5 separate regions of the Homo sapiens genome follow, and all the other regions are linked to region 3. The links are chromatin contacts, found by Hi-C or POLR2A ChIA-PET in ENCODE. All regions are on one chromosome and are shown on one strand. Each heading gives the region's core, a stretch centred on a gene start or an enhancer-like site at or near the end of the contact. The rest is flanking DNA. Distances are from core to core; before and after follow the strand shown.

Region 1 (6,125 bases), core at 201-2,700, 460 kb before region 3:
ACTTGGGAGGCTGAGGCAGGAGAATTGCTTGAACCTGGGAAGCGGGGGTTGCAATGAGCTGAGATTGTGCCACTGCACTCCAGCCTGGGCAACAGAGTGAGACCCTGTCTCAAAAAAAAAAAAAAAGGAGAAAAAGAAAGAAAGAAAAGAAAATGGACAAAGCTGCTGGGCACTGTGGCTCACGCCTGTAATCCCAGCACTTTGGAGGCCAAGGTGGGTGAATCACTTGAGGCCACGAGTTTGAGACCAGCCTGGCCAACATAGTGAAACCCCATCTTTACTAAAAATAAAAAATTATTATAAAAATTAGCTGGGCGTGGTGGTTCGCGCCTGTGGTCCCAGCTACAAGGGAGGCTGAGGCAGGAGAATCGTTTGAACCCGGGAGGTAGAGGTTGCAGTGAGCCGAGATCCCGCCACTGCACTCCAGCCTGGGGCAACAGAGCGAGACTCCGTCTCAAAAAAAAATTTTTTTTTAGTAAAAGAAAAAGAAAATAAAACCTACTTCAAAGGGTTTTAAGAACACCATGTGAAAAAAGAATTCTACTATAACAAAATAAATATTAGCAATCTCTTCAATTTGTTTCTTTAAAAGCTGAAGGCTGATATTTAGGGGGAAGTGTTCTAATGTCTGCAATTTACTTTTTGAAATGCATCTGAAAAATAAGATGGGGCCAGGCACGGTGGTTCACAACCGTAATCCCAGCATTTTGGGAGGCCGAGGCGGGCGGATCACGAGGTCAGGAGATAGAGACCAACCTGGCTAACACGGTGAAACCCTGTCTCTACTAAAATACAAAAAATTAGCCAGGCGTGGTGGTGGGCGCCTGTAGTCCCAGCTACTCGGGAGGCTGAGGCAGGAGAATGGCGTGAACCCAGGAGGCGGAGCTTGCAGTGAGCCCAGATCACGCCACTGCATTCCAGCCTGGGCGACAGAGCAAGACTCCGTCTCAAAAAAAAAAAAAAAAATTAAAAAGAGAACAAGAAAAAGAAAAAATAAGATAGTTTGAAGGATGGAAAGAGGGATGAATAGATGGACAGATATGCAATGAAACCAATAGAGTAAAATGTGAATAACAGAATCTAGCTGATAGATAAATGTGTGTCCACTGTAAAAGCATTTGAACTTTTAAGTACTAAAGTTTTTCAGAATAAAATTTTGAGGAAAATGGGGAGAGGTGCCACTTGCATTTTACAAAATATGAACATGCTTCTCCCCTCCCCCGCTTAGTTAGACGCGCGCTCCTTTCTGGTCTGATTGCGTTAGCAAGTCACCTTGCAGCCCTGCCCAGCGATTCGGTCCGGTGGGTGCCCAGGATAACACGCGCCAGCCTTCGCCGCTTGCGAAATGTTCAGGGCTCTTGCCGCCAGAGGGCGCGCCCGCGGAGCGCTGAGCGCCAGGGCGCCAGGGGCTGGGTGGCCCGCGCCGGGAAGTGACAGACTCCGGAGCGGACTTTGCCCGGGGGTGGGTCCCAGGCCAGCTGCTACTGCAAGTACCTGCAGAAAACAGCTCTTCGAACCGGACAGTGCGAGAGTCAGCGCCTGCTGCCTGGCCGGGCAGAGATTCTGATGAAGAAGAGAGAGGAAACTGAGTGTGCTGAGGCAGTGTCAGACAATGCTAAATGCTTTCCTAGCACTTATTTCACGTTTTAGTTATAAATCAGCCTGAAAATAGAACGGTAGTGGAAGTGCGAAGGACATGCATTTCATTCCCGGCAGAGGCTGCCCAATCAGGACTCCTGGTCCTCTGAAGACAAAGCAGCTTTTTTGGGGTAGGGAGCGGGGGCGGGATAGCATGCTTCCCCCGCCCTTTCCCCCATGAGCAAAGGGGCTCAGAGTAGCTGTGTCCCCTGAGCTGAGGTGGCAGCTCCTGTGGGTGCCCTGGGACCTCACTCAGCATCTTCAAAGAGCCTGTGCACCCTGCTCCTTCCAGCTTCTTCGTGGAGGGCTGGAGAAGTTGTGAACCTTTGTCAAAAGACAGAAGCACAAACTTAAAGATCTAATTGGCTTTTATTTGCAATTCTAGAAGTGAGCAACACCTCATCCTATAAAATGAGCTGAGCACAGGAGGTTGGCTTTGCAGGCAGAGAAGAGCGGCAGAAAGCAGAAACAGAACAAAACACGGACTGATCATGTCAAAGTTACTTTCCCTACAGGGTTAAAGCAGAGGGGACTTCCTTATTACTTAGGTTGATGCAGATTAAATGGAATGTTTTAGGGGAACTGGCCCATTTCAAAGTTCAGTTTGATGACACTGCACTTAGCACAACTGACTCCATTCTGGTGTCTGGCCTGCTGGGGCCTAGTGCAGGAGACTAGTTCCATAACAACAGCCTCCCATAAATGATGTTTCACACCTCAAACCCTTCCTCACCTCCAGTCATCCCAATGCTCCCACTGACCCAAGTATTTTCTCAGACTATTTGGTTCCCCAGCCACCAGAGAATCAGGCATAAATCATAAGTCACTCTGTATTTTAAGACCATAATCATGCTGGGTGCAGTGGCTCATACCTATAATTCCAGCACTTTGGGAGACCAAGGCAGGTGGATCACCTGAGGTCAGGAGTTCGAGACCAGCCTGTCCAACATGGTGAAACCCCGTCTCTACTAATAATACAAAAATTAGCTGGGCGTCGTGGCAGGCACCTATAATCCCAGCTACTCAGGAGGCTGAGGCAGGAGAATCGCTTGAACTGGGAGGCAGGGGTTGTAGTGAGCCGAGATCATGCCACTGCACTCCACCTGGGAGTCACAGCGAGACTTTGTCTCAAAAAAAAAAAAAAAAAGAGAGAGAACCAGATATCAAGAGTACTTATAAACCCTATAATTCAATTTATATAAAACTGTAGAAAAAATAATCATGACAGAAGAAGATGAATGCTTGCCTTGGGCCATTGGCTGGGGTGTCAAATGGAATGGGGCACAAGAGAACTCTGGGGGGCAATGGAAATGTTTGTTCTGTATTTTCATTGTGGTAGCGGTCACATGTATGTAAAAACTTGTTAACATTCAATGAAAAGTTTGCTTGAAAAAAAAAAAACCTGCCTTCCATTACTCTAATCTTCATATCTGGGGTGTTCTTCCTATTGCGATTGTGTGAACAAAATCAATTGCTCTACTTGTTCAGTTTTTCCAGGTTTCTCTACTCCATGTTCCAGAAGCTACCAACTGGGAGTGTGCAGACTGACGCACAATCGTTTCCTGGCAACTCCCCAGTAGAAGCTAAGGTGTATCTGCTTCCTGCTAGGATCCTGACCCGGGACGAGGGCCCACCTCTCTGCCTGCCTCCTTTAAGGGACGCCTCCTGCTCCACAAGTTTCTGTCCTCCCTCTGAGGGAGCCCTGGAATGTGCTCCATCTACACTACTAGGGCCACGTGGACTATCCTAGGAGTTGGGAGGGCAGGGTGCAGCTGGGGAGGGAATGCTCGCAGAGAATGGGGTTGGGGTGGCTTTGGCAAAGAATGCACTTGGGGTCTGTAAAGAGGTCAGAGAAGAGCAGGGCCACCTTTGCTCATATCAGATGCTGCTTGGCCACCCACACCTGACCCTAGCTCTAAAAGCCAGTGTGTGGAGGGTCTGATTCTGTAAACTGGATGAAAGAGCAGGGAGGATTGAATGAAGAAGATACAGGAGGAGCACAGGCTACCTGGGCAGGGGGCATTTCACTGAGGTATTCTTTCAGCAAGCTTTAATTGAACAAACACAGTGGAATCTCAATGGTCTTTATGGAGTGAGTGCAGGAAAGAAAGAATGAATGAATGAATGAATGAAGATAAGATAAGATCCCTGCACTCTCAGAACTCACCTTCTAGATAAGAAGACAATTCAAATACAAAAATACCAGTAACACAGAATGGTATATGAGAGGTACCATAAAATTTTATGGAAACGAACAGAAGAGAAAAATCACTTCTAGCAACACTGCAGGGCCATCCTACCCCTTATGAGTGTTGATGCAAATTAGAAGGAGCTTACCTGAACAGACCCAGCCTCCTGGGCCCAGCGGCCTGCAAACAAAGAGCAAATGCTTTTATGCCACTCTGCTCCTCAGCCAGGCATCCTGGTGCAGGACTCAGCCTGCTTCTCTGTGAGTGGCAGCCAGGGCTTCATGGAGGAGATGACATTGGAGTTTGCTGGAAGAACAGAGAAGACAGAGAGGACTTAGACCAGTGGGGAGGTGGGGAAGGTGGCAAGGGAGCAGATTAGAGGAGAGAAGAGGATATTCCAGGCAGAAGGATGGGTGCACCAGGATCCTGGAAGCAGGGGATAAAGAGATCTTACAGGAGTGTTAAGATTCTGCTGGGGCTGTCCCCTGGAAGGCCATAGGGGCACTTATCTTTGTAGTGGGTGTCCTCAGGTCACATGCTCAGGCCAGCCAAGCAGGGCAGCCCAGTGACTAGAGAGCATAGGCCTGGGAACTCTTATGAGTTGAATTTTGTCCCCCCAAAATTTATACGTTGGAACCCTAACCCCCAGTGTCTCTGAATATGACTGTACTTGGAGTTAGGGTCTTTAAGGAGGTAATAAGTTCGAATGAGGTCACAGAGCAGGGCCCTAATCCAACAGAACTGCTGTTCCTAAGAAAAGGAAGGCACACCAGGATGTGTCAGCACAGAGAAAAGACCGTGTAAGGACCCCATGAGTAGGCAGCCATCTGCAAGCCAAGGAGAGAGGCCCCAGAAGAAGCCAGACCTGCCAAAACCTTGATCTTGGAACTCCAGCCTCCAGAACTGTGTGAAAATAAGCTTCCATTATTGAAGCCCCCAGTCGGTGTTGGCAGCCTGAGCAAACGAACACAGGAGTCAACATCAGGCTCCTAACTTCCTCACTGTGTGTCCTGAATGAGTCATGTAGCCTAGCTCAGTTTGTTTTCTGATCTGATATGGAAAGCAAAGGTAGAAACGCCCAGGGTGGCAATGAAGCTTAAGTGAAATTGCACTTGTAAAATAGGCAGCTGGCAAGTACGCAGATGTTGACAGAATAGTCTGGTTTCTAAAATGAGATGCAGGCCGGGCACGGTGGCTCATGCCTGGAATCCTAGCACTTTGGGAGGCCAAGGTGGGCAGATCACCTGAGGTCAGGAGTTCAAGGCCAGCCAGGCCAACATGGTGAAACCCCATCTCTACTAAAAATACAAAAAAAATTAGCTGGGTGTGGTGGTGCCTGCCTGTAATCCCAGCTACTCTCAAAAATAATAGTAATAATAAAAAATAAATAAAATGAGATACAGGCACCCTGTGGGGGTGAGGAGGGGAGAAAATTCACTGGAGTGGAGGAAGAAAAGATAAGAACTTATTTCTTTTTCTTTTTCTTTTTTTTTTTTGAAACAGAGCCTCACTCTGTTACCCAGGCTGGAGTGCAGTGGCGCGGTCTCTGCTCACTGCAACCCCTGCCTCCCAGGTTCAAGCAATTCTCCTGCCTCAGCCTCCCAAGTAGCTGGGACAACAGGCACCTGCCATCACGCCCAGCTAATTTTTGTATTTCCAGAACAGACGGGGTTTCACCATATTGGCCACGCTGGTCCCAAACTCCTTACCTTGTAATCCACCTTCCTCGGCCTCCCAAAGTGCTAGGATTACAGGCGTGAGCCACCGCACCTGGCCAATAACTTATTTTTTATAGTTAGTTCTTTTTTTCTTGAGACGGAGTTTCACTCTCGTTGCCCAAGCTGGAGTGCATTGTTGTGATCTCGGCTCACAGCAACCTCCGCCTCCAGGTTCAAGCAATTCTCCTGCCTCAGCCTCCTGAGTAGCTGGGATTACAGACACGTGCCACCACGCCTGGCTAAGTTTTTTAGTTTTTTTGTAGAAACACGGTTTCACCATGTTAGCCAGGCTGGTCTTGAACTCCTGACCTCAGGTAATCTGCCCGCCTTGGCCTCCCAAAGTGCTGGGATCACAGGCGTGAGCCACCGTGCCCAGCCAATATAGTTATTAGTTATTTCTTTTCTTTCTTTTTTTTTTTTGAGACAGAGTCTCACTCTGCTGCCCAGGCTGGAGTGCAGTGGCGTGATCTCAGCTGACTGCAACCTCTGCCTCCCGGGTTCAAGCAGTTCTTGTGCCTCTGCCTCAGCCTCCCGAGTAGCTGGGACTACAGGTGTGCACCACCACGCCCGGCTAATTTTT
Region 2 (5,376 bases), core at 743-3,242, 290 kb before region 3:
TTGTACTATTTTTGCAATTTTTTCCCCAGTGAATATTATTTGTAACTATTTTTCAAGTCTAAAATTATTTCAAAATAAAAAAATTTTAAAAAGTGTGTCAGATTCATGCCCACAAATACAATAAACTTAATGTATTAGGGATATTTTTAGGTAAAAGGAAGAAGATCTCAAGATAAACTCTATGCCACCTTTTCTGTTTAAGTGCTGAGCCATTCACTCAAAGAAGTAGTAAGCAAATTTTGGCAGGTAATGTTATGGGGCCTTAAAGTGAGAAAAATAATAGGAAGAGTGGTTAAGATTTAATATATTTAATTTTTTTAAAAAGTAGTATACTCACTGTCCAATCCAGGATGGCTGATTGTCATTAATGAGATGGATTTTGTCAATGGAGAGGAAATGGCTGATGTACAGTAATTAAATCCCTGCTGCTTAGATCTGTGACATATCTGTGAAGTAAAAAAGTGAAGAACACGTTGTAAGCATATACTCTCATATTTCTAGATAAGCATAAAACCTTATAATTAGACCCACATAGTAAAATAAGGCAGTGAAGAAGCGGGTGAGAGCACAGGCCTTGTGGTCAGACAGACTTAGGTTAAAGTCTGCTCCTGCTACTTAACAGCTGCTCAGTTTCAGAGAAGTTACTTAGCTTTTCTGAGGCTTAGTTTTCTCATCTGTAAAATGGGGATCATTAGAGTATCCATTCTTTACAGTGGTTCTGTATCCCTCATAGCATCTAACAATGTTTCAAACTTAGTAAGTACTTAATAAATATCTGCTGGATGCATAATCACTTAAAAATAATTTCACTGGAAATATCAAACTACATACAATACTTGTTCTTTGAAAATCTAAATATTTCTTCATACAGATATAGTAGAATATCAGTAATAGTATTCTGATTTTACTTTATTTATTATTATTTTTTTTTAGACAGAGTCTCACTCTGTCACCCAGCTGATGTGCAGAGGCATAATCTTGGTTTACTTACTGCAACCTCTGCCTCCAGGTTCCAACAATTCTCCTGCCTCAGACTCCTGAGTAGCTGGGATTACAGGTGCGCGCCACCACGCGCAGCTAAATTTTGTATTTTTAGTAGAGATGGGGTATCACCATGTTGGTCAGGCAGGTCTCGAACTCCTGACCTTGTGATCCGCCTGCCTCGGCCTCCCAAAGTGTTGGGATTACAGGCGTGAGTCACCGCACCCAGCCTATTTTTATTTTTGAGACAGAGTCTCACTGTGTCGCCCAGGCTGGAGTGCAGTGGCATGATCTCGGCTCATTGCAACCTCTGCCTCCCAGGTTCAAGCGATTCTCCCGCCTCAGCCTCCTGAGTAGCTGGGATTACAGGGGTGCACCACCACGCCCAGCTAATTTTTTGTATTTTTGGTAGAGACAGGGTTTCACCATGTTGGCCAGGCTGGTCTTAAATCCCTGGGCTCAAATGATCCACCCATCTCAGCCTCCCAAAGTGCTGGGATTATAGGTGTGAACCACCAGGCCTGGCCTCTGATTTTAAATAATTGGAAATTGAGATTCAAGTAAAGTGTCTTAAGATCACAAACAAAACAACAGTGTATCTGGAAAGAAGCCTAAATCTCTTCCCTATCCTCTTCTAAGATGATAGTGATTCTACATGAACGTAAAGGTAACTGAAATTTGATAATTTAACTCTCTCAGTAAATTCACAGCAGCTTTGAGACCATGTAATCCAACCACCTGCAGAAGTTCCTGGTACAACATCCCTGAAAGACAGTCATCTAGTGTCCACTAGCACACTTCTGGTGATAAGAGCCCATTCCAATTGTTAACTGACTTTATCATTAATCCTTTCCCTTCACAGAATGAAATCTGCCTCCTTATGACTCACATATTGAAAGGGAAGCAGTGAAAAATCCGTTACTAGCATGAACTTGACTCACTTAGGCCAGACTTCTGATTATTTAGAGCTTGTTTCATGTGTAACCATGGCAGCTGAGGCAAACAGTTGCTATGTTTCAAATACAACTGTGAGGTCTAAAAAATGACCTCAGTGAAAGGCAGAGACTTTTAACAGGAAGTTGGCTACAGGCAACTCGTCTAGATCAGAGTGAAACAAGCAGCTCAAATGCCTACTCTGAGGTTCCATACAAGATAAAAACTATGGGTAAGTAGAGATTCCAGGAAGGCTAAGCATAGCAAGGCACTAAAACAACAACTTTATCTAGAAAGACTGAATCAGAAAGTCCACTTCAGAAAGACAGTCCATTTTAGAAACACATCAGTAGTAGTAACGTCTTACTAAAATGCAGGGTTATCTGTCAAATTCCCGGAAATATCCATCTTAGAAAAGGTATCACATAAATAATATTAAGAAAATTAAATCATTCTTATTTCCTCCTTGAAAACTCACCTACTCCAAAAACCTGGAAAAAAGCAGAGAAATTAATAGCCAGGAACTCTTGAGTTTAATACTGTTCAGCTAATAGCCACTTACACGGCCTTAGGCAAGTCATTTAAATGAGCTGGAGCTAAATCTGAAGGGATATGTCAGTCTTGGCCTATGATTCTGTTTACAAATCCACAATTTTGGTATTTTACCTCATCTTGTAAATGATTTCCAAAGGATTCTATAAATTTGAAATGCAATTTATTTTAAAGATTTTTTCACTGTTTATTTACCCTTAGCAAAGCTGTGCTCAGTAGCCATCCAAGAATTGTTCCTATTTTTTTCTTCCTTTCTCTGTTACCATTAGGCTGAGTAAATCTAAATCACTTGCTTCAACAAGCATATTCTTCATATTCTTATTTTTTCTAACTCCTTCTGAAGTATCAGAACAAGTAGAAAAATTTTTAAAAGGGGCAAAATTCACTCTTCAACTGATTTTCATTATGCCTAAATCTCTTTATTTGTCTGGTCTCACACAAGCATAAGTGTTACAATAATTACTAAGATAATCCTTCAGTGTCAAGTTTATATTTGGTCATGTTAGTGCTTCATAGTAGGATGCAATAAAAATTTAAACTTCTACACAAAGTCCTACTCAGCAAATCAAGGAAGAGGTTGTCAATGTTTTTGTTTAATTAGAAATGTATCATTAGATTCTTGCCTCAAACTCCAGTCATCTATTCAAAAACAGTTTTTTTTTAAATTGTAAGTGTTTCATTTGGAGGAAATAAGATGCATCCCAGAATGCTTTCGTAAATTAATCAGTCTTCTGACCCAAGAGGAAGAGAAAAGACTTGCAGTGAGGTACAATGATATAAAAGCAAATAATTTGAATTCTCAACTCAAAAGCTCCCCAAGGGATTGTCAAAAGTGGTAAGTGATAATGAGGACATCCAGAAGATGAGAACTAAGAAGTCACTTTGATTTGGCTGACATGGAAATCCATGACCTTCAAGACAGGAGTTTCAAGAGACTGGTAGCAGCAGAAATTAAGAGATGATTAGATGGTGATAAAGAGAAGGCAAAGGCCAGGCACAGTGGCTCACACCTGTAATGCCAGCACTTTGGGAGACTGAGGCAGAAGGATCACTTGAACTGGGGAAGTTGAAGCTGCAGTGACCTGTGATGGCACCACTGCACTCCAGTATGGGCGACAGAGTGAGACCCTGTCTCTAAATAAGTAAATAAATAAATAAAATTTTAAAAAGAGAAGGCAGGGAGCATAGATGCTCTCTTAAGAATTCTGGTAGGCATCAGAGTGAACAGGCGACCTACAGAAGGCAGAAAATTTTTGCAATCTACCCCTCTGACAAAGGGCTAATATCCAGAATCTACAAAGAACTTAAAAAAATTTACAAGAAAAAAAAAACTCCATCAAAAAGTGGGTAAAGGATATGAACAGACACTTCTCAAAAGAAGACATTTATGCAGCCAACAGACACATGAAAAAATGCTCATCATCACTGGCCATCAGAGAAATGCAAATCAAAACCACAATGAGATACCATCTCACACCAGTTAGAATGGTGATCATTAAAAAGTCAGCAAACAACAGATGCTGGAGAGGATATGGAGAGATAGGAACGCTTTTACACTGTTGGCGGGACTGTGAACTAGTTCAACCATTGTGGAAGACAGTGTGGCGATTCCTCAAGGATCTAGAACTAGAAATACCATTTGACCCAACGATCCCATTACTGGGTATATACCCAAAGGATTATAAATCAAGCTACTATAAAGACACATGCACATGTATGTTTATTATGGCATTGTTAACAATAGCAAAGACTTGGAACCAACCCAAATGTCCATGATAGACTGGATTAAGAAAATGTGGCACATATACACCATGGAATACTATGTAGCCATAAAAAAGGATGAGTTCATGTCCTTTGCAGGGAGATGGATGAAGCTGGAAACCATCATTCTGAGTAAACTATCGCTAAGGACAGAAAACCAAACACCGCATGTTCTCACTCATAGGTGGGAACTGAACAATGAGAACACTTGGACACGGGGCGGGGAACATCACACACCGGGGCCTGTTGTGTGGTAGGGGGCTGGGGGAGGGATAGCATTAGGAGAAATACCTAATGTAAATGACGAGTTAATGGGTGCAGCAAACCAACACGGCACATGTATACCTATGTAACAAACCTGCACGTTGTGCACATGTACCCTAGAACTTAAAGTGTAAAAATAATAATTTTTTAAAAAAAGAATTCTGGTAGGGATGGGAAGGAGAGAGAATCAACTGACATTTCCTGGAAGGTGTAGTAAGAAAGTTTTGTTTTTAATTTTTTTCCTACAAAGGAGAAACTTGGGATATGTTTTAGAGAATTGGGAAAATTAATAACGATATGTAGCGTATTTCAAGATTCAGTTTACTATTGAGAGGGTAAAAGATGGTCTCAGATAAGAAGGAAAAACTCAATTTAATATCCTGGATACTTTCCTAATTTTAAAAAGTGTGCCTTGATGGAATATTTAAATCTATGCAGATTAACGTAGTCTTTATTTTTTCTTTTTTCTTTTTGGAGACAGAGTCTTGCTCTGTCACCCAGGCTGGAGTGCAGTGGTGCAATCACAACTCAATGCAGCCTTAAACTCCTGGTCTCAAGTAATCCTCCTACCTCAGCCTCCCGAGTAGCTGGAACTACAAGCACAAACCACCATGTCCAGCTAATTTTTAAATTTTTTGTAGAGATGGGGGGTCTTGCTATGTTGCCCAGGCTGGTCTTGAACTCCTGGGCTCAATTGATCCTCCTGCCTCAACCTCCCAAAGCACTGGGATTATAGGCATGAGCCACCATGCCTGGCCCTTTTTAATTAGGTGCTAAACACTTGGTTTAGTGCTAGATTAAGTATATCATATAATGGGTAAGTAATCATAGCTACTAGCCTTATACTACCAGAAGCCTTGCCTTCTATGTTCATATTTTGTGAAA
Region 3 (5,885 bases), core at 2,973-5,472:
TAGGTGGACGAGAAAACTATAAATATGAGGACAAACGCAGGAAACAAACTTTCTTCCACTGACCAGTGAGGACAGATGCATGAAACAAACCTTTTTTTTTTTTTTTTTCAGACGGAGTCTCGCTCTGTCGCCCAGACTGGAGCACAGTGGCATGATCTCGGCTCATTGCAACCTCCACCTCCCGGGTTCAAGCGATTCTCCTGCCTCAGCCTCCCAAGTAGCTGGGATTACAGGCACCTGCCACCCTGCCGGGCTAGTTTTTGTATTTTTAGTAGAGATGTGGTTTCACCATGTTGGCCAGGCTGGTCTTGAACTCCTGACCTCAAGTGATCCGCCCGCCTCAGCCTCCCAAAGTGCTGGGATTACAGGCGTGAGCCACTGCGCCAGGCTATGAAACAAACTTTCTTCCACCCACAGCTTTCTCGTCTCTCCCCATTTACAGCAGTAAGACAGCCTAACCTGGGAAAGAGAGAGGGAAGCTACTTCCAAATGGATGCCTGTCCCCATCAGTAATAACCAAGTCTATTCAAGTGCCAGATGTTAACTTTAAAAGAAGGGAACATCAAAAGTCCAACTTTCTTCGCCTAGCTTTGTCAGGAATGTTTTTACCCTCAATCTGTAAGTGTGACCAACTGTAATTTTTAAAGGTTTATCCTCAATCTGTAAGTTTGATCAAATATAATTTTTAAAGGTTTACTATAATCTCTTCATCAGAAAACTAATGGAAAGATGGAATAAAATCTAAAGAAATGTCCTTAACAGGTAAATATTTCTAGAATGTATCTACTCCATCTAGGTAGTGTAAGTATTCTAAACTATGCTAGTATAACTGATTTAAATCACTGCCTTCTTCTGTAAATGGTGTCACCTTTAAAGTGTTATCTTGAAGAGGAAGTGAGTGATTTGCTCATGTCTCTGTACTGAACTAACACTGTTAACACCCAGTCCAGCTCTACCTTAAACAAGTTTGAGAAATACAGACACAATCCACACTTATTTGCCAAGACTAAGGTAAAATAAAGTTGGAACTCATATCCTCTTATGACTGATGTACTGAAAACAATCCATCTCTCACTGTTGCCCAAATAGCATAGTCACAAAGAGCTCTACCCTACCAAGCCACTCTGCAAGTCCCACTCTCAAAGGAAGACTCACAGGTGACTGAGAAGATAAACTCGCTATTGTTTCCATTATCCTTCAGTTCATCTGGCACCTTTGAAGAAATAGACTTCGATAAGACTCACAAGTCTCAAGGCCCCTTCTTTATGAAAGAAATAGCTAAACCTCTACACTCAGAAGCATCAGACTTTTAAGAATGCTTAAGTCATGTAAAAATGTACCAAAATTATTATCATTACAGCTACTAGGTAATAGCTGCCTACTCCATGTTAGATACTGTAGTTAAGTACCTCACATAGTTTCACTGATTCCTAAGAACACTGTTACTAACGCTTATGGAGTAGGAAACTGAAGCTCTGAGAGGCTATGCAACTAGTCAATGGAAGTGTGGAGATCTGAACGCTACCTAGTTCCAAAGGGTGTACTTTTTTCTAAAATTTCTAATTTTTTTCCAATTTCACAATGGAGGGAGAGTTGTGACTAGATTTGTCCAACAATTTTAATAATTTCACTGGCTGGGTGGAGTGGCTCACGTCTGTAATTCCAACACTGTGGGAGGCTGAGGTGGGAGGATGGCTTGGGTCCAGGAGTTAGAGACAACTGGGCAACAGTGAAGATTCCGACTCTAAAAAAAAACAATAATAATTTCACAAAAAGGGGGGGGCTGATTTCTAAATTGGAACCTCTTGTTGAAATCCTTAGAGCGCTAGTTAAACCCACTTCTTTTCAAAAAATAATTGACAGATTAAAAAAAGGTTAGAAATCCTTTTAAAGTAAATGTCATCACAGATCTGCAAGTGAACTGTCATTCTGGACAGGTCCCCAGTTAGTGGCTCTCTCCTGTGTACGCTAGCTACCACTAGGCAGTAAAAATAATTTACCCAATTCAAACACGTACCGTGCCTGCACTATGTTAAGACTACCGGCAAAGAGGGTAAAAAGCTAAATAAGGTCTATCACAGCCCTCAAGGAGTTAAAGGACTAGAGGAGGAGTCCATTTATAGTATAGTATGTGTGCAGTTACCATTTAGTCAAGGCAAAAGAAGTGTGAGAAATCCTAAAACAATAGTACCTACAGTATAACATGCCATCACCGCCCAGAGAAGGAAAGCAACTAGTGCACTCGTCACGTCATGTTGTAAGTAGTACTTGCTTACATTATGTCCCTCCCTGACAATCCCTTCCAACCTCTGTCAACCTCCTTCCCCACAATCACACACACAAAACCACACAACCAGGAAGGGAAGCCATGGAGCGAGTACTGTGAATCCTAAAAGCGGCTCTGTAATTTAAAAGTGCAATGGCTGTACCTGAAGAAAATTTGTCTTTAGCTTCATCAGGTGAAGAAAATTGGTTTTATAACACAAGGCCCACCAAACCAGAAAAGCCCAGGAACGCTTCTCCACAGGACTCACTTAGCACGAGAAATCACTCTGAGCAAACTGACACACACAGTATTTCTCAAATTTTTCTTTTTCATTTAGCAGATGGTAAAGGAATACAACTGAAGTTAACAATAAATGACACTCTGGCCATTTTGCTCCACTATGAATGACAGACATTTAAGCTAGTTCCATCTGGGGAACTGAAACAGAATCATGTTCATATAATAAGCCACACAAACCAAATTAAGTGTAATATGTGCACCCAAACTTGACAAAACTTGTACTTAATGCAGCCTGCAAATCCCCAAGAGTCCACGACAGAATACAAGAATAGTAACAATGATTTATCTCAACTGATCTTAGCTTCTTCACAAACTTGCCAATAATGACCTTTCAAGAACTGCACCGTTTGTCCTCATCTGCGCAATCCAACAGTTCAGAAAAACTGAAGAAAATGCTTCTTCTAAAAATAAAACACTTGTTGTGGGGGGGACTACTAACAAAAAAAAAGGCACACTGGTTTTTACTGTACTGAAGCAATAAACTCTCCAAATAACTTCATTAAGGAGTGTCATTAGCAAAGAATGAACACCAAAATACCGCTCAATCCAATTTTCATTGTGAATTCCGGGATCTAGAAAATTAAATGGGACGGTATCACTCTGCTATAAGAACTATTTCCAAAACAAAACAAACCTATCTACCCCCTTTCTTGATTTTTTTTTAAAAAGTTTTAGGGTTTTTCCTTTTTTCAACTTCACATACTTCGTGGCTTTGCAAAAAAAAAAAAAAAAAAAAAGCAGTAAACCGTATTTACCAAAAAAAAAAAAAAAAGTTTTGTTTGGTATCAAAGTATAGCTGCAAGCTGAGCCGGCTGGCTGCACGGGTCCCAGAGCGCGTGGGGACCGCACGGGTCTCCTGGGCCGCTCGCCTGCGACCCGCGCGGGTCAGCTGGGCCGCACCCCCGAGAAGCCGCGGAGAGGCACCGACAGGCAGGCGCGGCCCGACGTGTTTACCGTCCGCGTCGACCCCGGGGAGCCGCTCCCTCGCGCCCGCAGCACTTGTTCACGGCGCGGACTCCACGGCGGGGACTCCACACCGCGGCCGCCCGCCCCAGGGGAGGAGTGAGCCCGCCCCGGCGGCGCCGACCCGGGGACCCGGGGCAAGGATTCGGGGCCTCGCTGGGGGCGGAGCGCCTGAGGTAGCATCGGCGGCCGGGCGCGCCCCCCACCCGGAAAGCGGCGACGGCCTCTAAGTTGGGCTGCGGAGTGGGAGGCGCGCCGAGCCCCAAGCAGACAATGCGGGAGAAGGGCGATGCGCAGGGAGGAGGGGTCCGCAGACCTGAGGTCCCGGCGCCGCCCGGCGACCCGTCTGTCCAGCCCGCCCCCGAAACCCCCGCAGCCCCCGCCCCTCCTCCGGGGCCCGCCCCACCGAGCAACCGCAGGGGACTGGCCGCGCTCCGCGCCCCGACCCACAAATCACAAAACTTCCCCCAACTCCGCCAACTAAGTTGCGCTCTCACCGTGCGGCTCCCGGGGCTCCCCCGCGGGCCGAGCTGGGACAACTCTTCACCTTCGCCGCGGAGAAAGACAATAGGCGGCCGCTCCCCCGGAGGCGGCTAAAGCGGCGGCGACCGAGGCGAGCAATGGGCACGGCAGTCTCGGCAGAGCACAGGCGCTTCACCGCGGCTGCTCGGGCTCCGCGCTGGCCCTGCACACAGCTCCAGTCCGCGCATGCGCCGAAAGACGCTCGGGAGGGTGGGCGGGGCACGCGGGAAGGCGGTAACGCCTGCGAGTCCTCCCGTGAGTACACGCGGAGCAAGAACTGCGAGCTGGGATTGCACGGCAGAACTGCCCATCTCGCTGCATGAGACCAATAGTAAGGCTCCTGGACGGGGCACTCAGGTTGCTAAGGGAGGCTGAGGTTGACCGCCGCTGCTGCTCGGCGGCAAAGTGATCAAAGTAGGGTGGCTGGCAGAGGCTGCTCTGGGAAATGCCCACCCACGGTCTCCTCTCCGCCCTGTCTCCAGAAACCGCCCTTCCTCTGTGTACTGGTGGTTACCTGAGCTGCAGCACTTAACCACACATCGTGAAATGATTTACTCCTCTATTTCCCCCACTTCAACTCAGGAAGTGGGGTTTAGTCTTCTGTGTCCACAGCCTAGGACCGTCTAAGGTATTAGGTATTAAATATAGGTATTAAACAAGTGTTGGATGGATGCACGGCGCTATGGCGGAATCACAATTGTGACAGTGCATTCCGTGAACTTCTGGCTACTCGATCACCACAAAGTCATTCCGTGTTCGAGCTGCAAAGGACCTCAAAAATCATCTGGTTGCTTTGGGAAACAAAATGTGGTCCGTGTACCAATGGTGCCGGTAACCACCGGCCCACAGAGGAAGGGCGGTTTCTGGAGACAGGGCGGAGAATATATTAGTTGGTACACGAAGAAACTTCTTTTTTCAAATAGTTAAGTGTTTTTAGTGCGCATTAGGAGGGAAATGCCTATCACGTCAAACCACTGTTTCATTAATGTTATTTCTTAGGTCAAATAAAAAGTGGCAAAAAACGAAAGCACTTCAAGAAAAGTGTTAAGTAAAAAACTGAGACAATTTATATGCAGTTGAAGAACGTGTAAAACTAGTTGATAGTGATTGAAGTAAGAACAGCGGTTAGGTAGGAGGAGAAGATTATTGGCTGGGAAGGAGGAGGAGGGAACCCTCTGGGGTGCTGGTTCTGTATTTTGACCTGGGTGATAGATAACAAAAGTATATACATGAATAAAAAATACATCCAGTGCACTTTAGTGCACTTTGCACATTTTAAACATGTATTTTTAATGTCAGTTTTCAAAAATCTGGTACAGGATATTACCCCCCCGCCCCCAAAAGAAAAGCAAAGATGCAAATGACTGCCATTTGGGAAACACTGATCCAGGCGGCTCACTAGCAGTGACCAAACACCTGAGAAAGGGTATTGTGAATACCTGATGTGTGTGCCAGGAACTTCCATTGTTGAATAGCTCCAAATCTCAGAAATGCTCCTAATGTTGAGCTCTGGTGCTCACATATATTTTCTCTTTTTTTCTTTTTTCTTTTTTTTTTTTTTTTTTTTTTTGAGGCAGAGTTTCACTCTTGTTGCCCAGGCTGGAGTGCAATGGTGCAATCTCAGCTCACTGTAACCTCCACCTCCAGGGTTCAAGCGATTCTCCTGCCTCAGCCTCCCAAGTAGCTGGGATTACAGGTACCCACCACCACACCCGGCTAATTTTTTTATTTTTAGTAGAGACAGTGTTTCACCATGTTGGCCAGGCTGGTCTCAAACTCCTGACCTCAGGTGCTCCACCCACCTCGGCCTCCCAAATTGCCGGGATTACAGGCA
Region 4 (5,887 bases), core at 649-3,148, 270 kb before region 3:
CTTGAAAAAAAAAATCTTCCAAATCTAGCACAGGCCATTTATATGAGCAATTTTGTAAATGGTTCTGGGAAAATAAGACGGCGAAATATAGAAAATTCTAATTCTCCTTAGCTAAGAAAACCATTCAATTAAGTGACCAGAAGTAACTCTGAGTCTGCAGAGATGGTAACATCCAGGCACAAGCTGTCATGCACCTAGGAGGTTGCAAGGAAGTATTTCTTAACAAAGACACTTCCATTTTTAAAAAACTTTTTACGTTAAAATTTTCAAACATATATAAATGTTTAACAAATCTCTGTATATCCATGACCTAGTTTCAATGATTATCAATGATCCCATTTTAAAGCTGGAACTTAGAGATACTATCTAATCTGTTTATCTCAGTATGTTTTTAGCGACACATATCTTCAGAATGGTATTCCCCTTGCGGGGAACAGAATTCCTTACAATTAAAACCTCGAAAGTCGCAGTGGAAATTACCTAAATTCTGATATTATTAAAAAAAAAATAAAATAACATAAAACTATTGATTTCTCTTTTCCTAAGTAAAGAGAAAGGCAGATCTTCTAAATGTGGAGTTTTTTTTGTTTTGTTTTTTGTTTTTTTGAGATGGAGTCTCGCTCTGTCGCCCAGGCTGGAGTGCAGTGGCACAATCTCGGCTCACTGCAAGCTCCGCCTCCCGGGTTCACGCCATTCTCCTGCCTCAGCCTCCCGAGTAGCTGGGACTACAGGTGCCCGCCACCACTATTTTTAGTAGAGATGGGGTTTCACCGTGTTAGCCAGGATGGTCTCGATCTCCTGACCTCATGATCAGCCCGCCTCAGCCTCCCAAAGTACTGGGATTACAGGCGTGAGCCATTGCGCCCGGTCCTAAATGTGGAGTTTTTACTTCATAGAATTTTTTGTCAAGTCACTATGAGTGACAATGATAGAAATCCTTAAGTTTGCATCATATTAAATAAGTCTTTCCAAAGACCTTGGGAAGACAATGAGTTCAAAAAAAAAAAAGTCAGGGAAGGCCAAAAATGAAAGGAAGGCACACAGGGTACATTCACAGAGGCACTGATATGCTCCTGATTCCCAAATCTTTAGGTCTCTTTTCTTGTAACTTCTATTTTATTTTATTTTTACTTTTGAGATGGAGTTTCACTCCTGTTGCCCAGGCTGCAGTGCAGTGGTGTGATCTCAGCTCACTTCAGCCTTCACCTCCTGGGTTCAAGCAATTCTCCTGCTTCAGCCTCCAGAGTAGCTGAGGTTACAGGCACGCGCCACCATGCCCAGCTAATTTTTTTGTATTTTTAGTAGAGACGGGTTTTCACCATTTCCAGGCTGGTCTCGAACTCCTGACCTCAAGTGATCTACCCGCCTTGGCCTCCCAAAGTGCTGGGATTACATGCATGAGCCACCACACCCGGCCTATTCTTGTAACTTCTACACAGCATCATTCACCATCTTGGACAACCTAATCACCCACTAACACAACTGCTCTCACCACTTCTCCGAGCTCATTATAAAACTAGAAGGAACCGTGTTGGTAGATGCAACAGTGTTTCCGCCTCTTCACCTCCTTACCATTAAGAAAACCACTTGTGGCATATAATTGAGTAGCATTTGCCATCTCTGCTGTGGGGAAAGCCCTCTATTCTTCTCAGGTGAGCAAAACAGAACTTGCTGCCACTAGAAACAAATATAAGCAAAAGAAAGCAAACTACCCCCATTCCCCACCTCCCTTAGGCAGCCTCCAATTATATGCAAATGTGAGCTGATTCATGTGGAAGGGCTCTATTGCAGAGATCTAGAAAGTTCCAATTAGGCAGGCTAGATGAGGATGAGTGATATGACCACACTCAGCAGGAAGCTTCAGGCCTAAACACATTAACCAGAAATGACTCTACAGCTGGTTTATAAATATGACATCATATAGTCTGAGCTGCGGTCCTTGCTGCCCACTGAGAAGTGTTCACTGTCATCTGACTTAATTAATTCTAAAGGAACTTCCATTTCTTCTGACTCCCAAGTGAGCTTCAAAATCTGTATTTAACTGGCCACAATTTCACATTAAATAACTTTGGCCAATGCTTTTTTCTTTCCCTTTTTTTTGTTTTTGGAGACAGAGTCTCGCTCTGCCACCCAGGCTAGAGTTTAGTGGCGCGAACTTGACTCACTGCAACCTCCACCTCCTGGGTTCAAGTGAGCACGTCCAGCTAATTTTTATATTTTTAGTAGAGATGGGGTTTCACCATGTTGGCCAGGCTGGTCTCGAACTCCTGACCTCAAGGGGTCCGCCCACCTCAGCCTCCCAAAGTGTTGGGATTACAGGCGTGAGCCACCATGCCCAGCCCAGTGCCTTTTTCTAAACCCTGGTAATCTGGCGCTTCCTTCTCCAAAGAACATTTACATGCCTCTCAGAGTGAGTGAGGCCCTACAAGGCTAGCTGGATCACAACTTACTAGCAGGAGTTACATATTTAGGGAAACAGGAGAGCACAAGAGGGGGAAAAAGTTGGAAAAGAGTTTGGGAAGCCCAAATAGGAACACAAAAGCCGTGTGACAAAAATGAAAGGAAGGTCCACACAGTACCTTTGGGAAGATGATGCTGTCCATGTCATCACTGGGTGAGTGAAAGAGGTCAGAATCACTCCCAGATTCTCTTTTAAGTACACCTTGTTTTGAGGTACACTCTCTGCCCAGTCCAACATCCAGGAAGTTCTCACATTCTGAAAAAGAGAATTTATTCACCAATATTGAAAAAAAAAAAACAAAAAAACCAAAAAACAAAAAGAACCACTTCCTTTTCACCCCAGCAACCAGTCTTTTAAATCTCTCTCTCACTCTTTTCTCTTCCTTCCCTCCTTATTTCTTTTTTTCAAAATTAAGAAGCTATAAAAGGACACAGTCAAATTAGTAGCTCTGCTACTCCAATTCTAGGTTGAAATAGCTCCTACAGGACAATCATGCATCTGCCACGTTTATATTAGGTACAGAAAGATAAAAGGATGATTTAGAAGCATATTCTACTTCTATTTAGATACCTGAATGGTAATGCTTTCCTCATGGTAGTGAGGGCATTTTTTTTCTTTTGTCTTCAAAATCCAAAGTCTTTTACTAGCAACTATGTGATGGGGTTTGTTTTAAACTTATAGGTTCTACTGAGTAATAACAGAAATATAATTTAACTTTTCTTACCATAAATAGCTCTTAAATTGGGGGCATAATATGCCAAAGTGGAAAAATTTATCATTTAGAATGTTTTCGGTTCAATAACTAGAACAGGGACCCTGGCAAGCTAGAGGGAGGGGTCTGTGACAGAAATACTACCTTTGTACATTGAGGAAGCCTAAAAACTTAGTAGCTTGAAATAAGCAAGGTATTCTCTCTTATTAACTTTGCTTTTCTGTTTTGTGTTGTTTATTTTGAGACAAGTTCTCGTTCTGTTGCTCAGGCTGTACTACGGTGACATGATCTCAGCTCACTTCAACCTCCACCTCCTGGGCTCAAGCAATCCTCACACCTTAGCCTCCCAAGTAGCTGAGAATGCAGGCACACGCCACCAAGTCCAGTTTATTTTTTGTAAAGATGGGGTTTTGGCATGTTGCCCAGGCTATTAACTTTGTAAACAAAAGTGACATGTGACTGGGTACCAACACGGTTAAAGAGATTTGTGGATGGTGAAACCAAGAACCCAAGTCCATTACTGAGTGGATATGAGCTTCCTTCAATAAGTTTTTGCAACTTCCGCCTCCTGGGTTCAAGCGATTCTCCTGCTTCAGCCTCTTGAGTAGCTGGGACTACAGGCACGTGCCACCATGCCTGGCTAATTTTTTTTTTTTTTTTTTTTTTTGTATTTTTAGTAGAGATGAGGTTTCACCGTGTTAGCCAGGATGATCTCCATCTCCTGACCATGTGATCCACCTGCCTCAGCCTCCCAAAGTGCTGGGATTACAGGTGTGAGCCACTGGGCCTGGCCCTAAGAAGTTTTAAGGATAAAAGTCATGGCCGGGCATGGTGGCTCAAGCCTGTAATCCCAGCACTTTGGGAGGCTGAGGCAGGCGGATCACCTGCGGCCAGAGTTCGAGAACAGCCTGGTCAACATGGTGAAACCCCGTCTCTACTAAAAATACAAAAAATTAGCCAGGCATGGTGGCAGGTGCCTGTAATCCCAGCTACTTGGGAGGCTGAGGCAGAAGAATCGCTTGAACCCGGGAAGCGGAGACTGCAGTGAGCCCAGTGAGCCAAGATCACGCCATTGCACTCCAGCCTAGGTGACAGAGAGCAACTTCATTTCCAAAAAAAAAAAAAAAGAAGATAAAAGTCATGCATCTCTGTTTTTGTAAGCAAGTTAATGTGTTATTTGGACAACCAGGTAGGCATGCTTTATCAAATTTGTAGGTGACACTAAATGATGAGGGACAGGGCAAGAAACCTGGCTATCTAGGAGTTAAAGAGAACTCTACTTGGAGGTTTTGGGGGAAGCAAATTCAAAAGGAACTGACAGTACAAGGTGATGACAAAACCAAAGAAACACTAATAGTTTTAGTCTCTATTAGTAAATAGTACACGGGCATCCAAAACGGGGACAGTCCTGTCGCTATGTGCCATCCAGACCACACCCTCGGGACTGTACTTGTTCCTAAATAACATCTCAAGTAGAACACTGATAAACAAAAATGTGTACGTAGTAATGGGGTCACGACAGTCAAACCGTCTGAGATACATACAGCTTGCCGAGGAGCTTGAAGAAAATGTGCCTAAAGACTGTCACAGATTCCCTCTGTACTGTTCCAGGGGCAAAGACCAGTGAGTGTGAGCTACAGAGCTTCACTAAAACGGGGCTTCTTAGCAATAGGTTGGGTGGCCTATAAAGTAATGACTATCACTTTACCAGAAGGGTTTTGGAACACAGAATGACTATGTCAAGATATTACAGAAAAGGTATCTGCACAGAGAGGGAAGTGAGGGTTGGACTACATAACTTCCAACGTCTCCTTTGATTATTAGATTTTATGCCTGGATGGTAATTATGTTGTCTCTGTGTGTTGAAAGTGGGAAGAAATAGTTCTTCTAATTAACAGTTAAGTAATTAGTGATAATCACTGAATTATTTGCGCTGGTAGCTTAGAGCAAGGGTCAAGGCTGCATTGCATTGCATTGGTATAGGTCATAAATCCCCTGCCAATAAAATTACTTTTTCTACTAGTTAAGCATCTGGCTAAATACTGGGGAGTAACCAAATAAAAAGAAATGTTTAGTGTTGGGGGGGAAGCAGTTTACTGTCTTGTAGCAGAAATGAACATATTAGAAGACAATTTCAACAAAGAATTACAAAAAAAAAAAATGCCATAGGAAGTGAGAGAGGGCTCATGGATGAATCTGAAAATCTTTCATTTAAAAAAAAAATCACCTTAGTCTGTTTCAGTCTTGGTTCAAACTATTTTGGAGTGTGTTAGTTCAATGGGAACAGCCCTGCCTTTAACAGACTGGAAACTATGGGTATTCTGGAGGTTTTTTTTTTTTCACGTTTCCTAGAGTATGTAGTAACCTAGGAGGAGTTGGTGGGTGTGATCTATTCCTTCTCCTTTCCCTGCTTGAAAAAATAAAAAAATGCCTTTCCATGGTTGAGGGAAAAATATGGGGGCTGGCCAAGAAAAGAAAGGGCTGTCACAGCAACTACGCTGAGCTGCTCGCTGTCCAGCTGGCCCTCTAACAGACCACGTCCAAATTCCAGACTGGAAAACAAACTAGCTCACGATATTCGAATGGAAAATTCATGGGGAAGATCCAGATTCAGCCCTGGGAGGAATACCTCACCCAGAAAATAAATTCAAGCCAGCACCACAAGGGATAACAAACCAAGTTTGGGACGAGAGTCTGCTCTGTGAGATAAAGCT
Region 5 (5,775 bases), core at 1,065-3,564, 340 kb before region 3:
GCTCAGACCACTCGCAATGCCTCACCTTTTAATTCTCGGGCTCTGGTGTCCAACATTTTCTTTTCTTCCTCATTCTCACTAGGAATTCCTTCATCTTCATCTCTGTTCCTAATACAACCCAAACAAGACAGAACAAAAAATTCCTAAGATGTCAATTACTCTGGTCACAGTCCAGCCTGTTATGAAATCACACAGAGACATCAGGAGGGCTGGGAAGGGTGGGGCCTGGTGGTTAACTTACAGGGTGTTGATTGTGTCCTGAATGATCTGAATCCAGCTGTTTCGTTCCTCTTTGGAGCTGGCATGGACTTCTACCATCTCTGGATCTGTCATCCCCATGCTGATCAGGAATAAACCTTTCTCCTCATGTGCCACTTCTCTCACAATCAGCTTCTTTAAAGAGATCACTGTTGACTTCTGGTCCTGGAAAAAGGGAAGAGGGCAAATAAAAGATACATATACAATATTCTAACTCTGAAGGACAGCTTCAATCTAAGGTAAGACCAGATGCTGTTAAAAAAGCACATAGTTTGAAAAACAAGGGCTACTTTAGGATAAAGAGAAGTATCTCCTTATTTCATTCAGATTTTAACAAAAAAAGATTTCAAAAGGGAAATAGTAATTTATGGCTCTAAAGGTTCCAGTCATGTTTTCCACACGATGAATCTTTCCAGGTTCCCCAAAGAATCCAGTCAGCAATATTATACATGAGCACCATTTATGGGCTCAAATGTGAGAAATGCTCCAGTGACCAGGTTTCTTCATAGATCAAATAGTCAGATGTCCAAGACACTAAAAGAAGACTGTGATGAAACAGAATAATAATTTTTTGGGAAGAGGGGATGCCAGAAAATTCTGAGGGCATGTGGGAAATTACTCAGAGGAATTTGTCCTGAGCCATTTAATTTTAAGAGGGCGGGGGAGAGCAATAACATAGTGCTTACATTCCATAACTAAACTAGCTGCTTATAATACTATTACAAAAATAACAATTCAGCTTACCAATGATGCAAAGATGTACTTCTGGTCTTTTTCTTGAAGGAAAACTAAAATGTCAGTGAGAAGAACTGCTTGAACCTCTGGAAAATGGAAATGGGAGAAGGGAAGATAAAACGATGACTACTTAATAGTTACCCACAGTCAGAAGGTTTTTTATTGAAGGGTGTTTCAGCAACACATACACCCCTATACGGGCAAACTATGATCTGAGATCACACTCCTCCAAAGCAACAGTTTTACAGTTCTCCAGGATTCAGATCTGGTCACCAGATTTTTAGCAGCATTTTAAAATGGGATTTATCACCAAAGCCTTGTTTTGGAAAAGTTTAAGTACTCAGTCCTAGAAAGATATATCCCATAAGACAAGATTTTAAGAATAAAATACTTTTAAGAATAAAGCTGAAAAGCTGGACTTGTACAGATGTTAAACAGCAACACATAGCAGGATACTCCAAAAAATACTCAGATTGCAATATTTTTCGACTTCTAATTACAGTAATGGGAAAGGTGTGGGGCAGGAGACAGGAATGCTGCCCAAAGATGAAGTATAGAAATATCTAAGTCTAATGAAAAGACGTCTTCCATGCCCTCAAAAGAACAAAGAGTGGCCACACAGGCAGGCGCCTTCCAGTCTTACAGGTACATGTGAATATAGGGCTCTTTCCTCAGCTCCATATGCAATAGTCAGCTTAAACTCTAGCTCTGACTAATCCTCTAGGAGTAGGTAGTAACATTTTCCACTAGTCTCCTGAGGATGGTTTGATGTCTCTGGAGTTGAGTCTATCTCGAGCTAGCAGGTTGGCCCCTATGTAACATCTTCACTGTGGAAAGTGAAGTCCACAATTCCCTGGGAAAGGATGGAACTGATTTATGCAGTCCATGCCCCACCTTTTCTTCTACCTCTGCCGCAACTGAAATCCCCTTTCTGTGGAATTCACTGCAAAGCTATGAAGAAAACAGAAGCAAGGACATCTGATTCCTAGGGAGGTCTAATTTTTTTAGGCTAAACTACTGCAATTTTCTGTGTACTGCCATCAGTTATGAAAAAGTTTTTTTTTTAAAGTTTACTTTTAAATAATTCAGGTGCCTGCACCCTCCCCCTCCCCCCAAAAAAGCAGAGACACACATTTTAACTTCATTGAATCTTGAAGTTTATATGATCAGTGTCAGTGGATCAGAGAAAAACAATCCCACCCCTTTCAAAGAGTACCCAACATAGTACTGGCTGTTCTTGGCATGAATTCACTTGGGGGTGAAAATGACTAAACACCAACTCCTATCTCTACAGGAGGCATTCTAGGCCAGAAAACCTATCGTTCTGCCGCTGGCTTGACCACAACTTTATTGCAACAGCTGGAATCTACTAGTTTTTATTTTGGGAATAAATAAATTGCTATGTAAAGGAAAGAATAAAGCGCTGGATCCAGGCAACAGCAGCTCTAGGAAATTCAGGCCTTTACAAGAAGGGGCAGGTATTTCTGAACTGCCAGACAGCGTAAAAGTCTCAAAGAGAGCTAGGGCTCTCAGAACATCATGGAATATTAAGACTGGAGGGAAGGAGCCTTAGTTTAAGTTTATCACAGAACCATGAAATACACAGCCAGCTGGTGGTGGGAAAGGAGATTTCTTTCTCTGAATCTTTTCTGCCCTTCTTTTTTATGCCTTCTGCTACAATGCAGGCCCAGATGAGCTCTTCCCCAAAGCACTGCACAGTCTCTTATCTGTCACCAGTCTCTCTTCACTCCAGCTGCACTCTAAACTGCCCCTAGTTGTCATACTGAAAAACCACCTCATGTATCCCTCTCCTGCTTGCCGTTCTCGTTTTTGAACCCATTCTTTGCCCCCTTCCCTCATCAATAGTATCAACTGTTAACTCCTCAGTCTGGAGAATGCACCTCATTACAACCTGGCCCCTCCCGTTTCTTTGGGCTGGTTTCCCGTCACTCCCCTGTCATTCACTCTGCTCTCTCACGTGAGAGTCCCGGGTGTCCACTCTTCCCTGGATGTGCCACACCCTTTCAACTCTGTGCTTCCACTTTCTCTTCCTTAGTGTGGGGAACACTTTCTCCTTATGTGCCGTCATCCTTCAAGACTTGACTCTATTGCTATTCCTCTTGCTTTCTCCTCCATTCCAGCACTCACCACACTGTAGAGCAGGTATCTCTTTCCAAGGCTCTTCATTTTGATTTCAACTTCTAAGCAGGGTGTCCTGCTTTATTCATTGTTGAAACCAGCTGACTGCCTGGAACTTCTTTACCATTTGTTCTATGCGTGGGCATTTCCTATAGCAGTTATCTACATCATCACTTATACCTCAGAAATGAAAGCAGCACCCATTTCCTCCACCTTCTTTCTATGCCAGTGAGGCTGACAGTACTGGCCTACCCTGCTTCAATGTCCTCAGCTCACTGAGGCCAGGGCGACGGGGTGGGTATAATTCAAGGCTATTGGTGTAACATATAGGCCCATGGAGTATAGGTTTGATGAAAACAAACAAAAAAAATCAAATGTACACATAAATTAAAAAACAAGCCTCATAGCTTCTTTAACTTGATACGGCTGACTATTAGAAATGTAAAAATTAAAACCAAATGGAAAATGGGCATCCTTTATGATTTATTTTGCTTTAAAGATATACGAATATCATAAATTATAACAATAAAAAAATCTAATTGATGTGGGTTAAACTTAACTTTCTATTAGGTGTCTGGAGCTGCAAACTCCTCTAACATCTCTTGTGAACAAGTGATGTGTTTTGAACTCACAGATTCTGTGAAACTCGCTGACTGTGTCTCCCTCCTTGTGAGTTTTGCCACAGATCCCAATTCCAACCTGGCTGTCCATCTCTTATAGGGGAATACACCTTCCTTGACAGCTTGCATATGTGCACCAATCTTACGCTTTGCTTTGTTTTTTTAAAACCTTATTTTCCATTTTCCCTGACTGCATCATTTCTTTGTCTTCTTCCTCTATTTTGTATGATTTTGCAGGCCATCACAAACCATTTTTGATATAAGATTACGAAGAACTAAATGCTTGTTGCTCCTGGGTAGTGTTTAGAGATGGGCTCTCTGGGAAAAAAATCTGGTAGTGAATTTCCAACAAAAGCACTTGGATTTTTGCCTGTTTTACCTGGGCACATACTTAAGACAAAAGAGCCAAGCCTTACCTTTCAACCTTCCTGCTGCATTCTTCAGAAACACACTCCCATCACGTACAAGCTTCTTCCGTTTCAAATCTTCCTTGGCAAACATCTGACCACTCTTCATCCTCATGATTGACTTGCTATCTGTCTTTGTATAAATCTCATTGAGACGCACTTTCTTTTCATAACTTGCCACTTTGCTGTCTACAGCTCCAATCACATCCTTCACCAGGCTCAAGGACTGTGCTAGATCTTCCTGCTCCACTTCATTGTCTTGGAAGGAAAGAATAATTCTGTTTTTTATGGCTCTTTTTGGACAAGGGCAGAAGCAAGGGAATCCTGACTTCTCACTCCATATCATCTTTTCCCTTTGTGACTATGCTATCAGAGGGAAGCCAACACGTCAGAGATCATGTGCCTATCCTTCTTGCTGTCATAAGTTTGATTCTAAAAAAAGTCAGAAGTTTTCAATGATATAAATAATATGCAATCATATGTTGTGCTCTGAAATAAAAGGAACTAAAGACTTCTAGGAGGGACAGTAATAGCAGGAAGAGCAACCAAGTTTTTTTTTTTTTATTTGTTTTACTTAATTTTTAATGTACTGCCTTGTAATCTTTAAAATAACTACCTAGGAACAGAATTAGCCAAGAGAGAGAAACCAGTAATTACTGATTAAGTGAAAAACAGCAGCAATTCTAGCACTTCTGGGAATAACTAGTGGAAATTATCTCCCAGCCTAGTGATAACAGAATACTGTTCAGGTCATTGAACTCTGGATGGAATCAATGTGTTCCCTTTCCTTCTTGCTATCATCTATCCTAAGTCTGGTAACATAACAGTCCAAATTTTCATTCAACAAAATTCAAGATAAAACACAAGGTCTCTTTTAGACATACTAAAGCATGAAATAGCACTTCCATGGGGCTTCCAGTACTACTGGCCACAGAGGAAACAGTCCATGACCATACAAGACCGAGTTAGAAAGGAGACTTACCTTTGGTACACTGCAATATTCTTTGGAATAAAACTGGGTACTTGGTAATCCGCTGAGTTACAAGCAATATGCACTCTGGAATTCCAAGCCTTCTAACAACTGAACTGCTCATCTTCTTCTGCAAGGGAGTAAACAGACTGTGAGGAATCACATGAAAAAGGCTCTAGTGAAAGCCGACAGGGACACATGGCTCTCAACAATAACGGGGATTTTCATGTTTCTTATCAATACCTTTACAAAGGCTTGAAAACGCTTATCCTTGGCATAAAGGTCTTTGAAGTAGTTTACAGACTGGTTATGTTGCCCACAAAACTTGCCATATGTCTTCTTTAAACGTTCTGCATTCTCACCTGAAAACTGCAGAGAAAAGAGAACAGAAGTTATGCCATGGGGCGCCAAACTCATAATACCATTTTGTAAAATGTTTCCAGTCTAGTTGTAAAAGTCAAGAGCGCTTCCTCATAAATTCTCCCAAAAGAATGAAATGGTGCAGCAGCTTTGGAAAGCAGTCTGGCAGTTACTCAAGAGGTTCAACTTTAAATGGGTAGACTATATGGCATATGGATTAAATCTCAATAAAGCTGTTATACAGATTTGAAAAACAACAAAAAATTAAAGAAACTTTATGTACTGT

The links. A loop is a pair of places that touch in the nucleus more often than their neighbours do. ChIA-PET counts read pairs that join two places held with the same protein, here RNA polymerase II (POLR2A). Pooled maps may share reads with other maps.
Region 1: a loop to region 3 is called in a pooled map, with 3 times the contacts of the local background. The contact joins the enhancer-like site here to the promoter of AKAP13 in region 3. A Hi-C loop is called at or near these places in 3 of 50 pooled maps. POLR2A ChIA-PET finds 5 or more read pairs at or near these places in 3 of 52 experiments (H1, OCI-LY7 and activated CD4-positive, alpha-beta T cell).
Region 2: a pooled map shows a loop between it and region 3 (5-fold over the local background). The contact joins the enhancer-like site here to the promoter of AKAP13 in region 3. A Hi-C loop is called at or near these places in 6 of 50 pooled maps. POLR2A ChIA-PET finds 5 or more read pairs at or near these places in 2 of 52 experiments (PC-9 and WTC11).
Region 4: a loop to region 3 is called in a pooled map, with 5 times the contacts of the local background. The contact joins the enhancer-like site here to the promoter of AKAP13 in region 3. A Hi-C loop is called at or near these places in 4 of 50 pooled maps. POLR2A ChIA-PET finds 5 or more read pairs at or near these places in 3 of 52 experiments (PC-9, WTC11 and activated T-cell).
Region 5: a loop to region 3 is called in a pooled map, with 4 times the contacts of the local background. The contact joins the enhancer-like site here to the promoter of AKAP13 in region 3. A Hi-C loop is called at or near these places in 5 of 50 pooled maps. POLR2A ChIA-PET finds 5 or more read pairs at or near these places in 3 of 52 experiments (OCI-LY7, T-cell and activated B cell).

What each region holds. Positions count from the first base shown.
Region 1 is chr15:85,835,981-85,842,105 of GRCh38, reverse strand. LOC105370952 (a long non-coding RNA gene) reads right to left here and starts at 4,815. Exons shown (of 3, transcript XR_932580.2): 1 at 4,693-4,815; 2 at 3,976-4,133; 3 at 1,042-1,563. RefSeq lists a silencer at 1,212-1,471. Within about 2 kb of position 1,450, at least 5 of the 41 ENCODE cell types and tissues checked have a DNase peak (open chromatin) inside an H3K27ac peak, as active enhancers do.
Region 2 is chr15:85,664,792-85,670,167 of GRCh38, reverse strand. AKAP13 (A-kinase anchoring protein 13) reads right to left here. Exons shown (of 37, transcript NM_007200.5): 14 at 338-446. Among named protein-coding and RNA genes, the nearest start is that of LINC02883, 91 kb to the left of the region's middle. RefSeq lists an enhancer at 1,911-2,080. Within about 2 kb of position 1,992, at least 22 of the 41 ENCODE cell types and tissues checked have a DNase peak (open chromatin) inside an H3K27ac peak, as active enhancers do; they include PC-9, where a contact is called at or near this core.
Region 3 is chr15:85,378,940-85,384,824 of GRCh38, reverse strand. AKAP13 (A-kinase anchoring protein 13) reads right to left here and starts at 4,222. Exons shown (of 37, transcript NM_007200.5): 1 at 4,027-4,222. It overlaps MIR7706 (microRNA 7706), which reads right to left and starts at 4,229; the gene lies at 4,163-4,229. LOC124903546 (a long non-coding RNA gene) reads left to right here and starts at 428. Exons shown (of 3, transcript XR_007064747.1): 1 at 428-618; 2 at 715-762; 3 at 1,090-1,149. RefSeq lists silencers at 3,518-3,685, 3,342-3,911, 4,292-4,371.
Region 4 is chr15:85,642,647-85,648,533 of GRCh38, reverse strand. AKAP13 (A-kinase anchoring protein 13) reads right to left here. Exons shown (of 37, transcript NM_007200.5): 10 at 2,580-2,716. Among named protein-coding and RNA genes, the nearest start is that of LINC02883, 110 kb to the left of the region's middle. Within about 2 kb of position 1,898, at least 4 of the 41 ENCODE cell types and tissues checked have a DNase peak (open chromatin) inside an H3K27ac peak, as active enhancers do.
Region 5 is chr15:85,721,714-85,727,488 of GRCh38, reverse strand. It overlaps AKAP13 (A-kinase anchoring protein 13), which reads right to left. Exons shown (of 37, transcript NM_007200.5): 24 at 5,373-5,498; 25 at 5,142-5,259; 26 at 4,169-4,417; 27 at 1,003-1,079; 28 at 242-423; 29 at 26-108. Among named protein-coding and RNA genes, the nearest start is that of LINC02883, 34 kb to the left of the region's middle. RefSeq lists an enhancer at 1-1,122. Within about 2 kb of position 2,314, at least 9 of the 41 ENCODE cell types and tissues checked have a DNase peak (open chromatin) inside an H3K27ac peak, as active enhancers do.